3 separate regions of the Homo sapiens genome follow, and all the other regions are linked to region 1. Evidence: chromatin contacts called from ENCODE Hi-C or POLR2A ChIA-PET data. All regions are on one chromosome and are shown on one strand. Each heading gives the region's core, a stretch centred on a gene start or an enhancer-like site at or near the end of the contact. The rest is flanking DNA. Distances are from core to core; before and after follow the strand shown.

The links. A loop is a pair of places that touch in the nucleus more often than their neighbours do. ChIA-PET counts read pairs that join two places held with the same protein, here RNA polymerase II (POLR2A). Pooled maps may share reads with other maps.
Region 2: a pooled map shows a loop between it and region 1 (5-fold over the local background). The contact joins two enhancer-like sites. A Hi-C loop is called at or near these places in 8 of 50 pooled maps. POLR2A ChIA-PET finds 5 or more read pairs at or near these places in 3 of 52 experiments (PC-9, Panc1 and activated T-cell).
Region 3: a pooled map shows a loop between it and region 1 (5-fold over the local background). The contact joins two enhancer-like sites. A Hi-C loop is called at or near these places in 1 of 168 maps with a recorded cell type or tissue (Right ventricle myocardium superior) and 7 of 50 pooled maps. POLR2A ChIA-PET finds 5 or more read pairs at or near these places in 4 of 52 experiments (CD8-positive, alpha-beta T cell, Panc1, naive thymus-derived CD4-positive, alpha-beta T cell and 1 more).

What each region holds. Positions count from the first base shown.
Region 1 is chrX:136,906,670-136,910,813 of GRCh38, reverse strand. No RefSeq gene overlaps it. Among named protein-coding and RNA genes, the nearest start is that of RBMX, 28 kb to the right of the region's middle. RefSeq lists an enhancer at 1,750-1,799. Within about 2 kb of position 1,498, at least 33 of the 41 ENCODE cell types and tissues checked have a DNase peak (open chromatin) inside an H3K27ac peak, as active enhancers do; they include CD8-positive, alpha-beta T cell, where a contact is called at or near this core.
Region 2 is chrX:136,744,683-136,749,053 of GRCh38, reverse strand. It overlaps ARHGEF6 (Rac/Cdc42 guanine nucleotide exchange factor 6), which reads left to right. Exons shown (of 22, transcript NM_004840.3): 3 at 1,462-1,546; 4 at 3,707-3,831. Among named protein-coding and RNA genes, the nearest start is that of ARHGEF6, 34 kb to the left of the region's middle. Within about 2 kb of position 1,338, at least 3 of the 41 ENCODE cell types and tissues checked have a DNase peak (open chromatin) inside an H3K27ac peak, as active enhancers do.
Region 3 is chrX:136,693,055-136,697,383 of GRCh38, reverse strand. All of the region lies in intron 9 of ARHGEF6 (Rac/Cdc42 guanine nucleotide exchange factor 6), which reads left to right. Among named protein-coding and RNA genes, the nearest start is that of CD40LG, 47 kb to the right of the region's middle. RefSeq lists an enhancer at 2,504-2,603. Within about 2 kb of position 2,848, at least 4 of the 41 ENCODE cell types and tissues checked have a DNase peak (open chromatin) inside an H3K27ac peak, as active enhancers do; they include CD8-positive, alpha-beta T cell, where a contact is called at or near this core.

The DNA.
Region 1 (4,144 bases), core at 249-2,748:
TGCCAGGAATCCCTGGCTAAAGAAAAGTAATAATGATGACAGTTACCATTTATTGAAAGCTTACTATGTGCAAGGTGCCGTCGTAAGTGCTTTTCATGTACTATCTCATTTTATTCTCACAAATCTCTAGAAGTAAATAACACTATGTTTGCAGAGAAAGGACCCAGGAGACCCAAGTGGATTAACAAGAATTAGGGGGGTAAGAGTGTGAGACCATATGAGTGAGGGGTAACACAGCATGGTGGGGATGTATTTAAGAAAGACCACAATGAGTGTATGTGTCCAGAATGGAAGATTGTGTAAGAACACGAGGGAAAGGGTGGAGGGAAGGGAAGGGTTACAGATGCTGAGAGGGAACCGAAGGCGTTGGGGAGGAGGGGAGGAGTTAGTTGAGGCAGGAGAGAAGCCAAAAGGGAGGTGGAGGAGCAGCCAATAGGGAGGGAAGTGGGAAGGACTTAGAGGAAGGAGGAGGAGCAGTAAAAAGGAAAACAGAAGAGCAGAGGGGAAGAGACTAGAAAAAGCAGCAGTGAGGAGGAAGGTAAAGGAGAAGAGAGGGAGGGGTAGGGAGAGGAGCCGAGAGGGAGGGGAAAGAGAAGGAGATGGGAGAGGGCGTAGCATCCAGGAGAAAGGAGGAGGGGGAGGAGCCGAGAGAGCACTGGCAGAACAAAAAGAGACTGGGTAAGGAGTCGATAAGGGGGGGAAGGGGAGGAGCCAAGATAAGAAGGTGGGGCCGAAACAGTAGGCGTTGGAGCCGAGAGGGAGAAGGAAGAAGACGAGATGAGAGGGAAGGGAGGGAGCAGAAAAAGAAGAGGAAGGGGAGGAACTGTGAGGAAGGAGGAGATACTGAGAGGGCGGGAAAGATCCGCGAAGTGGGAGACTCCGAGATTGAAAGCCCCTGAGACATACCCACAGGGAAGGCAATGGCATTCCGGGTCCAAGTCCATGAGCTCTCGGCCCTGGTCGTCCCCTATCGGCCCTATACCCCTACCCGAAGCCTTCCCCTCACATCTCTCTCACTCCCTCCAATCCTCACCTGACAAAATGCGATTTCTCGCTCCGCCTGGCAGAAGTTGACCGCGGCTAACCTGGGAAGGTAGAAAGCCGTGCAGCGGGCGGCCCTGAAGCCTCAGGAGCAGCCCCAGCCTCAGCAGCCACCTCAGCCCGGAGAGGGCGGGCCACTGGCGCTCGAGGTTGGTTCCCACGCGGAAACCACGAGTACTCATTTCGGGAGCCGGCTCAGGCACTCGGGAACACACACATGAAATCGGCACCCGTGGAGGAAATAAGCGGAAATGACAAGAGCCTCGGACAGGGAACAGCCGAGGCCGGCTAGTGGCACTATAACTCCCAGGACGGCCACTTAGTCGGGATAGAACATGGTTCGCAACCCGGTTGCTAGGGCGCCAGTAGGCGGGCATCGTGAGCTGTCGCGGTGCGCATGCGTGGGGATCCCCGCCGAGCCGAGCCGCCCCGCCCCGCCCCGCCATCCCCAGACTTCCCCGCCTCGCCCTTTCCCGTGGCTCTGGCGGTGCCTTGCGCTCTGCCTCGCTTGCAGCCACGCTAGGCCCTGCACAGGTTGGGGGGGGCGAAGGGAGGCTGTCCTAGAAGTTTCATCATAGCAGGGGCTCGCCTCCTCCCGAGGTTGCCTTTCTTAGTCCCAAACTAGCAGTGTTACCGCCCCTGCCATCTTCATTTCTGGCTGCAGGAATTAGGGGGTGTGGCATTCTAGGGCCGCACGGTCCAGTGCGGTGCCTATGAGGCACTTAAAATGCAGCTTTTCCGAGTTTGATGTTCTGTAAGTGTAAAATGCACTCCAGCTACCAAAGACAAAAAGAAAGTAAAACATTTCGACCTGCGCGGTGGCTCAGGCCTGTAACCCCAGTACTTTGGGAGGCCGAGGTGGGTGGATCACCAGAGGTCAGGAGTTCGAGCCCAGCCTGACCAATATGGTGAAACCCCGTCTCTACTAAAAATACAAAAATTAGCGGGCGTAGTGGCGTGCGCCTGTAGTCCCAGCTACTCGGGAGGCTGAGACAGAAGAATTGCTTGAACCTGGGAGGTGGAGGTTGCAGTGAGCCGAGATCACACCACTGCACTCCAGTCTGGGCACCAGAGCGAGACTCCGTCAAAAAAAAAAAAAAAAAGCGTGAGGGGGGCCGGGCGCGGTGGCTCACTCCTGTAATCCCAGCACTTTGGGAGGCCCAGGCGGTCGGGTCACGAGGTCAGGAGATCGAGACCAGCCTGACCAACATGGTGAAACCCCATCTCTACTTAAAAATGCAAAAATTAGCCGGACGTGGTGGCGGGCGCCTGTAATCCCAGGTACTCAGGAGGCTGAGGCAGAAGAATCGCTTGAACCCGGGAGGCGGAGGTTACAGTGAGCCGAGATCGTGCCACTGCACTCCAGCCTGGGCAACAAGCGAGACTCCGTCTCAAAAAAAAAAAAAAAAGAAAAAGAAAACATTTCTAATTACTGCATGGGTGATTGAAATCATAATATTTGGGGTCCACTGCGTTGAATAAAACATTACTAAAACCAATTTAACTTGCTTCTTTTAATTTTTTTAATGTGGCTACTTGGAAATGTAAAATTACATAGTATGTGACCTGCATTATATTTCTATTGGATAACGCTAGTCTTGGAAGGAGGATGGAAGGGCAAAAGACTAAAGAAAAGGGAGGTGGAGGTGGAGTCCTGCTCTATGCTATTGGAAGAAAGTCTTCTTTCTCTTAGCGGCGGGGACCTTATTTTACGACCTCTGTTAAGAATCCTGTCTTACCTTTTTCTCCTTGTGGTGTACTATAATGCAAAGTGCTTGCATGTGGACCAAGAGAGTATTGTAGGTATGATAGGACACAGATAGTAGAAGAGCTTGTTATTTTTCCTTCTTGTGTTTCAAGAGCTTTGGAGAACAAGAGGTCACTTGTTTACGCTGAGTCGTGTGCGCCTTGCCAAGTGCCTTTCTGTCCAAGTTCCCTCGCTCCTAGAGGTCTGTGTCTCCTGGTGATTGGCAGGCGGCGATTCAAGACAACAAAGGCATCGTGCTGGCGGTGAGCCGAGGCGTGTAGAAATATATCAAGTTAACTCTTGGACTAGAGATGTTGAAAAAGTTGTAGGAGAAATGAAAGGAAATATGCGAATGATGAGAAATAAGGGAATTGTGAGAGTGAAAAGGTTGAACTTGATCAAAAGGAGTGGAGAAGCCCATGTCAAGATTTGCAGGGCAGAATAGCATGATTGCCAGGGCACATCCTTTGTGAAGAGGAATGGGAAATTGGAGCTAGCAAGCGTGAGAGCGGTCACGGTTGGAAGTAACCAGAGCTTGGATAAAAATTCTGTGCTTTACCGCTGCATTAGTATGGCTCTCTGGTCTGCCTTTGGTTGAAAACGTGTATAATAAAAAAAACAGGACAGCCTCCCAGGCCTAGTCCTGGAGCTTGGATACCAGCTCCTCCAGGTGCCAAGGAAGCAAACCTTAGGAGGGCCCGCCGCTCCACAAGAAGGTGTGAGCTTTACATCCCTGCCTCCCAGGTCACCTCCAGGACGTAGGCCCCGACCCTGGTCAGACTCTAACAGTGACATTGAGGTCTTCCTTTAAGGCTCCCTGCAGGGACGGCGTATGCCTATGTCAACCTCAAGAAGTGAAGCATCACCAAAGTCTACAAGACGCAGCTCTCCTGATGCCACCAGTGTGTTGTTGTCGCCAGCTCCAGCCACCTGCTGGGCACCAAGCCAGTCCTGGAGATAAGCTGAGACTGTGCACCATCCACGTAAACAGCACACCCACCACGGGCTACTCAGCTGATGTGGGCAACACGACTACCTTCCAGAAGCCTATTAACCCATTCCAGCATATTCTGTATATTTTGGAGGCTCTAGGAGTTGGTCAGCCGGCCCATCCAAACCATGTTCATCTTTTGCTTCCTTACAACCCTGCAACATGTATGAGGACCCAGAGCAGCAAAAGCATCCACCAGGCAGGCCTGGTTTTCTCCAACAACAAAGCCTGTGAGACGGCAAGGACAGGTACTAGCCTCCCCGCCTGCCACCTCTGGCCAGCCCTGTACACTTTCTCATGTTGTATGCAAACAGGAACAGCTGTATTTCTTTCTTTCCAACATGTATGCCTTTTGTTTCTTTTTC
Region 2 (4,371 bases), core at 89-2,588, 160 kb after region 1:
TTTAGATGCATCTGGGCTTTTTGGTCATTTTAACTTTGAATGCAAAATATTCATTGATTAAATGAATAAAGCAGTGAATCCTAGAATAGGCAGACTTGTGTAGGTTTGCATTTGCATGTATCTTTATTGACCCCCCAAAACGTGAAAAATTGATATTATATATTTTCACTCTAAAAACAGATTATAGGTTTTCAAGAACATGTACAAAAAAGATAGAAATTTGTCTTGATATGGTTCCCAGAAAATATGCAGCTTAAAAATGGAACAAATGGCTCTACCTAATGGGAAGACAGACCCTTTAAAATCCTATGCCCATTACCAATCATGTCCCATATGAAAAGGTACATTTTATTTCCATCACCACATTTGGGGAAAAAATGATGCAATCTGTTTTCTTTAAGAGACTTCTAGACATCCTGGAACAAAATGTTTTTAGAAGGGGCATTTCCATCCAGAAGGTGGGCATCTGGTTACCTTCAGATATGCATACTTACATTGTTGGCTGGCAAATTAATAGATTGTACCTGTGCATGAGAACACTTCTAATTTCAAATATACATATTTGAGACTCAATATATTTTAACACACTGACTACATTTCAAAGGTAACAGGTAAATTGTATTGAAAACAACATCTGATTGGTATCTTCACTGGGGACAATAGCATATCAGATTGACAGTTGACTGGTAAAGTGAAATGTATTTCCTTAATGTGTTTTTTGCCAAGAGTTGAGTAGTATTAGACAGGCCAGAGGTCATATTTGGGAAAGTCATCTAAAGCCAGGAAGAGCCCATAGGCCCAGGCAGGCAAATACTTGAATTCATGATGAGCTGAGAGGGGCAAGGTCAAACAGCAGAAACAGAACTGAAGCTGGGAGCAAAAGGCAGACCTGGGCAGAAAGTTTGGGCAACATGGAATTGGGATCCTAGGCAGTTGGGATGCAGCGGGTGGCAGTTGGGAGGAAGGAGAGCAGAGAAAAAGGCACTTTTGACAGTGACTCAACTAGGCACAGCTAATAAACTGTACAGATGCAACCATGTCAAAAAGGCTCCACCTCCTTATTTATGGACTGTCGAGGACATTATGTAGGTGATGGGCATTGATTGTAACCCATGCATATGAGCTTCCTGTAACTGGGCTGAAACTATTGATACATTCAGGCCAGAAGAGTGGGTCTGAGTATGCACTGTTTATTTCCTGGTGGGCGCTGCCTTCTCAGCTTGGCTCTCATTTCCCATTACTGCTTTGCTCTGACTCACTGATGGCCTGCCACATGTCATTAGGCGGCTCAACTGCTGCTCTCATTTCTCCCAAAGGTATATGGAGGTTTGTGTCTTGGCTTCTACACTTTTTTTTTTTTTTTTTTTTTCCGGAGAGCTGGAGGAAGTGGCCTTTTGATAGTTTTGTTTGTTGAGTTGAATACTTGTAGTGTCTTACGGTTTCAATTTTCCTTTCTCATAGATATTTGATCCTGATGACCTTTATTCAGGGGTCAATTTCTCCAAGGTACTGAGTACTCTTTTAGCTGTCAACAAAGCAACAGAAGGTAAGCCGGGCTTGTGATTTATATGTTCTGGGTGACATTTTTGAATCCATGTGTTTGTGATTACCCTAGGAGCCAACTCTGGCCAGGATTGTTCTCGTGATGCAAATTTTCCCCTTGCTCCCCCAAATACACCCCAACAAATGTCAAATGCTTGAATTTTTCATGGCTTAGGATTTAAAATATACCTATCATAGATGTTATTCTAATGCCCTTAATATAATGATAAGAACTAAGAAACTATTCCATTCAAAGCTCTGAATCACCAACTGAGTATAACAAAACAGAGAAGAAAAAGGAAAGACCAGTTCCCTTTTTCATAGAGTTTACAAAATACAGCCGTCACTTCCCTTTCCCCACTAGAGACATATTTTTCTCATTGTTTTATGTATGCCTTTGTCCATGTAAAGGAACCCCTCAGTAGCCTTGCACCAAAAATGAAATCTTGGGGTCATAGGGAGTGAAAATAATATCTTTTATTTAAATGTTTAACACCTACCACACTAGAGGTATTAAATATAAATGCTAGTAAATGTGAAGAAAATGATGATACACTTAGAATGTAGCTTCACTCCTTCCCTGGTATATTTTACCAACAGCTGAATAGTAATAATCATACTTAAAATGCTTTGAGCTCTTGCCCTGGATCTAGGCTGTCATAAGAGCCACAGGTGATCTCATCCAATCCTTGAAACAACACTGGGGGTAGGTATTATTATTATTAGGTCCATATTACAGATAAGGAAAGTCAGGCCAACAGTTGCCCAACTAGAAAGTTAGTCGCTGAGTTGGGATTCAGACCCACATCTGAATGACTACAGAGCCCTTATGCCCAAGCACGAGGCTTGCTGCTCAAACTGTTGTAGAGTCAAGAGGCTGTGTGCCCAGCATCGCCAGGTGCTACAAAAAATGTCAAAGCTATGGTCCCTGCCTTTGAGAAAATTACTGTCTATTTAAGGAGACTCAACTTACCCACGTGAAACAATTAGAGGACAAGAGCAGACAATATAATCAAGTGCCAAATAGGTTAGAGCATCTAGGAAGCTATCGAGTAATTATAGTTTTTGTCAAAAGAGCTGTATATAATAGCAATACAAGTAAAAATACTTCTCCAAAGTTGTTCTTTTGCTATTTGGAAAAAAAAATGCTTTTGAGCTATTGCAAGGCGTATAGCTGAAAGTACAGCTAATTCAAGTAACTATATTTAACACACATGACAACTATCCAGTTCTAGTCAGGGAGGATCGTGTAATTCTAACATTATGCCACACAAATTATACGTTCCTTTGCCAAACTCTCCTAGCAAGTTTTACAGTCTCTTCCCTTGCCACAGATATTTATAAAATACAAGGAGGTGAAAGTTAAAACCCACAGCATCAAGGAAATTACTTGGATACTGAGCTTGTCGCCTAGGGAATGTTTGGGCTTTAGACTTTTGCAGTTTATATCTTTTAAAAATAAATGGAGAGGAAAAGAACCCTTATTGAAATTTGTCAAGAAGCCAGCTCCTCTCTTTTGTATACTCTCAACAAACTGAAAACATCCAGCTCAGCTCTGGCCTGGTCGAATTTCACAAGGTTTCAAGGAAGAGAAGACTCTTGAATCTGATTGTTAAAAAAATTATTCTAGTATCAAGATTACATCTTTCCCAAACACATCTTCTCTTTCACTCTCATTCTCCACCCTGCCCCACACACATCAGGGAGATTTTACATCATATATGCCACACATATTGTTACGTGTGAGTAAGAAATGAGCCACTGAGTTATGGGCCAAAAAACAAAGAGAGAAATTTGAAATATTTCAAAGTAATAAGAGCCACAAACAGCTGTTTGGTACCCAATATAGTTCTGCCTTGGATAACAGGGCATACTGTTGCAACTGGTTCAGGAGGGAAGAGTTGTAGGGAAATGGTTAAGAGAAAATGTGGTTCTGTCGCTGTTTTTCATTCTACTGGAGCACGATGGCCAGTAAGGTTAAGAACAGGAAGTTGGCCACCAAAAAGGGAAGGGGGATTGAAATACACTTGGCATGTTCATAATGATAACAGTTAGAATTACAGCCAGGATGCCTCTGATAGTATCCTGAGAAAGATAATGTTATGCGGTAGATGTTTTTCTGATCTGAGTGGTTCCTTTAACATGCCTTTTCCTCTTTTCACAGATCAGCTATCAGAAAGACCATGTGGACGTTCCTCTTCTCTTAGTGCTGCTAATACTTCTCAGACAAACCCACAGGGAGCAGTTTCTAGCACAGTTTCAGGGCTGCAAAGGCAGTCAAAGACAGTGGTAAGTATAGTCCCCAATTCTCCGTCTGTTTTAAAATCCATAAAATTAGATTGATATCCTAGTTGCATCTCCATATGTGGTGAGACAGCCATCCGGGTTGTTTTGGGCATCACTGAGAAAACTAATTATAAACCGAGCACCAATTCAGGCTGGCCCGAAGGAGCAAATCAAAGGCATGTGGTGGGGCAAAAATCCGGATTGAAGCTCCAGCTCTGTCCCTTACGAGAATTAGGCAAGTCACTTAACTGAGAATGCTATGCAAATGGAAGTCATTATGGCTACTTTCTGATGGCAGTTTGCTGTTAATTTCCCTATCCCTTGTTTTATTAGAACTAAATAGTGCCTGACACATAGTAGGCAATCAATAAATATTGATTAGTATCCTCATTATTATTGCCATTTTTATTTTTCTCTTTCCATTCCTAATGAGGAAGGCTTGATTTTAAATTTCAGTCTATGATGAGCTTCTATATTAGGATCTCCCAGTTGCCTTTTCACTTGCTCTTATTGGGAGCTTTTATTTGGGAGGAAATGCCTCAT
Region 3 (4,329 bases), core at 1,599-4,098, 210 kb after region 1:
ACTTCCTGGCTGTCTGTTTCCCTGGTTCTCTCTCTGGTGACCTAGCTGGCCTATGGGTTAGCTTTTTGCACTTAAGTGACAGGAGCTACCTGCCTCCTTTTATTGGCTTACTACCAAAATCTCCTTTGTTTTGGCAAGAGCTCTTAAGCTTGAATATCCCCACATGCCTTTTTTCCAAATAAAACCAATTTCTTCATGGAGAGCTTCAGAACTCTTCTGTTCCCATGGACTGCGTCTCCCTCTGGGCAAAATCTCACTACTCTGGGAGCTGGGCAGCATGGGTACCCTCTGGTTGCCTCTTCCAGCTTGCCTTTTCCAGCATGGAACTCTCTACCCTACACTTGGGCTGGGGTGAGGGTGATTGGGCCTACTCTCCAGCCTGTGTCGGGGCTGCGTGAAGTGAGCTTTCGACCTCTCAGGCACACTTACCAGGAATTTAGCCTCTTTTACACAGAGTTGAAGGGGAGAGATGTGCTGATGACCTGTCCCTCCTGGTGAGATATCATATTTTTTGACTGGTAGCTGAGAGGCCAGGGAGGCCTCTCTACTTGGTCACAGTTGCCCGGAATGGAGCTTCTGTCAAGCTGAGTTGGGAGGAGGGAGAAAAGGGAGAGCTGGTCATAGCTCAAATGCTGTAAGTTCTCCCTGTTCTTACTGAGTTTTAGTAGATTTTCCTGAATAAATACTTTTTTTCATTTATCTTATATCATTAGGACAACTTCTAGATATTTTATTTATTTTTATTTTTATTATTATTGGCTTTTCAGAGACAAGGTCTTGCTCTGTCACCCAGGCTGGAGTGCAGTGATACAATCATAACTCAACGCAGCCTTGAACTCCTGGGCTCAAGCAATCCTCCCACCTCAGCCTCCTGAGCAGCTGTGACTACAGGCACACACCACCACACTCAGCTAATTATAAAAAAATTATAGAGACAGGGCTTTCACTATGTTGACCAGAGTCTGCTGGTCTCAAACTCCTGGGCTTAAGTGATCCTCCTGCCTCAGCCTCCCAAAGTGCTGGGATTACAGGTGTGAGCCACTGCGCCTGGCCTAAATGGTTTTCACCTGCTACGCTTTTTTTTAACTGAGTAGTGCATCCAATGAATCTCATGCCACCATCTCAAAAGTGGAACTCCTTACTGTTTCCTTTTCTGTCCTTCTGTGCCCTTGCCTGATCTGAGCCTAAACTTTTTATCACTTTTTTAATGTCTCACTTCACAATTCTACCACTTAGAGGCTGTTTTACCCAAGGCAATTCACTTCATTTCTAAGCCTTAATTTCCTCACTTGTAAAATGAGGGTCAAACCACCTACCTTGCAGGATTGATGTTAGTATTAAATGAAATAATGTATACTAAGCACCCAGCACTGTGTCACCATGCCCTATGTGTCCTTTAAACATCTACCTACCAGCTACTAGTTTCTTTTTAGGAAAAAAAGTATAAAATATTTCAAGCATACAAAGAACAGAGATAATATAAAGTACATCCACGTACCCACTATTCAGCTTAAGAAACAAATTATAGATGCAATTCAAGTTCTGTGTATCCCCTTCAATATTTCCTGCTCTTCTCTCCCTCACCAGAGTGAACCACAGTCCTAAATTTGTTTTTGTCATTTCCAGGAATGTTTTCATACTTTTCTACATATCTACAATAAAGAAAAAATGATTCACAGACTTTTTTCCTTTGATGAATTCATAAATGTCCTGTGAATATAAGGGCAAATTCCTTAACACCAGTAAAATGAGCACATGTTCTCCTTTTGATATGAAAACAATATTCTGGATGAATACTGGAAAGAAATGGTTTACCTCAAGTGGCAGACTTTCTGTGGTGTTTAGAGAAGTTTCCATTGTAACTCTATGTGTTAAAATGTTACTGACTACATTTACCTATGTTGGGAATTTAATTTTATAATTAAGTAAAGCTTCCCTCAAACATTATGGTTTGATGTTTGTTACACAGTTGATTTAAAAGATTCTCAAGTTTTTGGTGAAGTATAATGCCCTGTTTAATTTTAGTTAACGGTGTTTTTGAGAATTTTATAATATCCCTTGAAATGATGGAAGACTCACTGGAGTCCTCATAGAACTAAATTTTTATCTTACTGGTTTATTTACAGGTAAAAGGGATGAAAATTAAAATACTTGAGGTTTTTCTCACATGTGCTTTTAATATAATCTCAACTATTTTACATGCATCTAGTGGCAATTTATGCTGACCTATTAAAGGCAAAGCACAGTGAAATGAAATTCACAGAAAATTCACATTAAACATTTTTTAGATGAAGATTTCAGCTGAAATAGGGACATTGGTGGATTTCTGTTCTTTCCTTGCTGAAGCTGTGATGTTCAGGTGAACTTCTTCCTTTCGGCCTTTAGGTGGCAATACCATACCAGGAATGCTTATAACAATTGGCCCTGAGAAGGGATCCAGCCTTAAAATTGTATGATTGCATGCAGCTGTCTTGTTAAAAATGCAGTCGTGTATGGCCTGAATTTGGATATGTAATCAGACCCCAACCTTGATGTGTCCCCATATTTGCATATATTTGAATGGCCGCTCTAGTCTTTTGTTGTCCCCTGGGTGAGGTATTTCGGGATTTCCCCTCCCTCTCCCCTGCTAGCTTGCTATGGTAGCTCCTGTTTCTTCCTGGGAATAACCTCTCTTTTACAAAAATACCCTCTTCTCTCCTGTGCTTGCTTCAGTGTGGCATTCATCCTTTTTCACGAGGGAGAGGGTTAAATGAGAGATCAGAGAGAAGAGGAGTTGGTGCTAAGACAGATCCGGACCTCACTTCCGTCTCTGCTGTGCTGTGCTTTTGCTCTTGTTAGTTCTCTCCACTCTTTGTTTACCATGGTTGCCAGCAATGAAGACTTTGAGAAACCCCCCAAAAAGTTGTGTACTTGCTCTGGGGGCAGGGAGCACGTAAAAAATTCTGAGCCTAGGTTCTGTTCTTTTCTGTCTTTGAAGGGCCAGAGAAGGGAGCAAGTAAGACTGATCACAAACAAAAAGTGGTAGGGACAAGGCCGGGCGCGGTGGCTCACGCCTGTAATCCCAGCACTTTGGGTGGCCGAGGCAGGTGGATCACTGGAGGTCAGGAGTTCCAGGCCAGCCTGGCCAATATAGTGAAACCCCATCTCTACTAAAAGCACAAAAATTAGCCGGATGTGGTGGTGTGCGTCTGTAGTCCCGGCTACCCAGGAGGCTGAGGCAAGAGAATCGCTTGAACCCTGAAGGTGGAGGTTGCAGTGAGCCAAGATCGCACCACTGCACTTCAGCCTGGGCAACAGAGCAAGACTGTCTCAAAAAAAAAAAAAAAAGGAGTGGGGACAAAAAAAGAAGCAAAAGAAGCACACCACCTAATATCTGGGGCTGGATAAATGAAAAAGAGAAGAAAGGGAACCACTCTACCCAGTGTGAGTGGCACTCTTGAAATTTTCCACTGGCCAGAGGCTGTGGCAGCCAGCTCCTCTTGCCTCACCACCCCTTTTGGACCACAGTGATTTCCCCCGAAGGGCTGGTGGGGTAGTAATTGAGGTGGAGAGGAGGAATCTCTGACCTTCTGCTAGGTAGAGTTATGATCATTCAAATTAGAAACCTATACAAAGATGCCACAGAAGCACTTCTATATGAGATGGCTAAGCTCTGTAGTGTTATTATAGTATACATAGCTTTCTTCAGCTTTCCAGTCCAACCCAGAATATCCCAGAGCCCCATCCACCATGCATTCTATGAAATAAATGTATGTTGTTTTAAACAGCATTTATACACTGAGAACTGCTTCTATTGTATCATGTCACATATACAGAACATTTTAAGCTTGAAAAGCAAGTCTTAATCCACTGCTATTTCAAATGGGCTGTATAAAATTCTACATTTAAAAGACAGATTGTTCTTTGGTATAACAATATATATTTATGTATTATATTTGTGTATAATGATACTAATTTGTGTATTATGTTTATTTGGCTAAATAAAATGTGTCTTTTAGGATCTATTTATCATAGATAAAAGGCATTTTAGGACAATTTTGTTCTTTTGTTGCCCTAGTAAAATTATCTTTTCTGAAGAACCAGTGTTTTAATCCAAGATAGTGATCTCATGTTGTACTGAAATAAATTTAAATTGTTTTATGATGTTTAGCAAGCCTAGAAGTTAGAATGCTGCATGGAAGGTAATAATAAGGTACACATTAGCATTTGCTTTTAATTGCTTTCACTCTTGCATCAATTAGAGTAAAATGTTGAGGATGCGGGCAGTCATTTAGTCACTGAAAGAAAAAATAAAACTTGTTTACTAAATTGAAAAGAAATTAGGAAAAT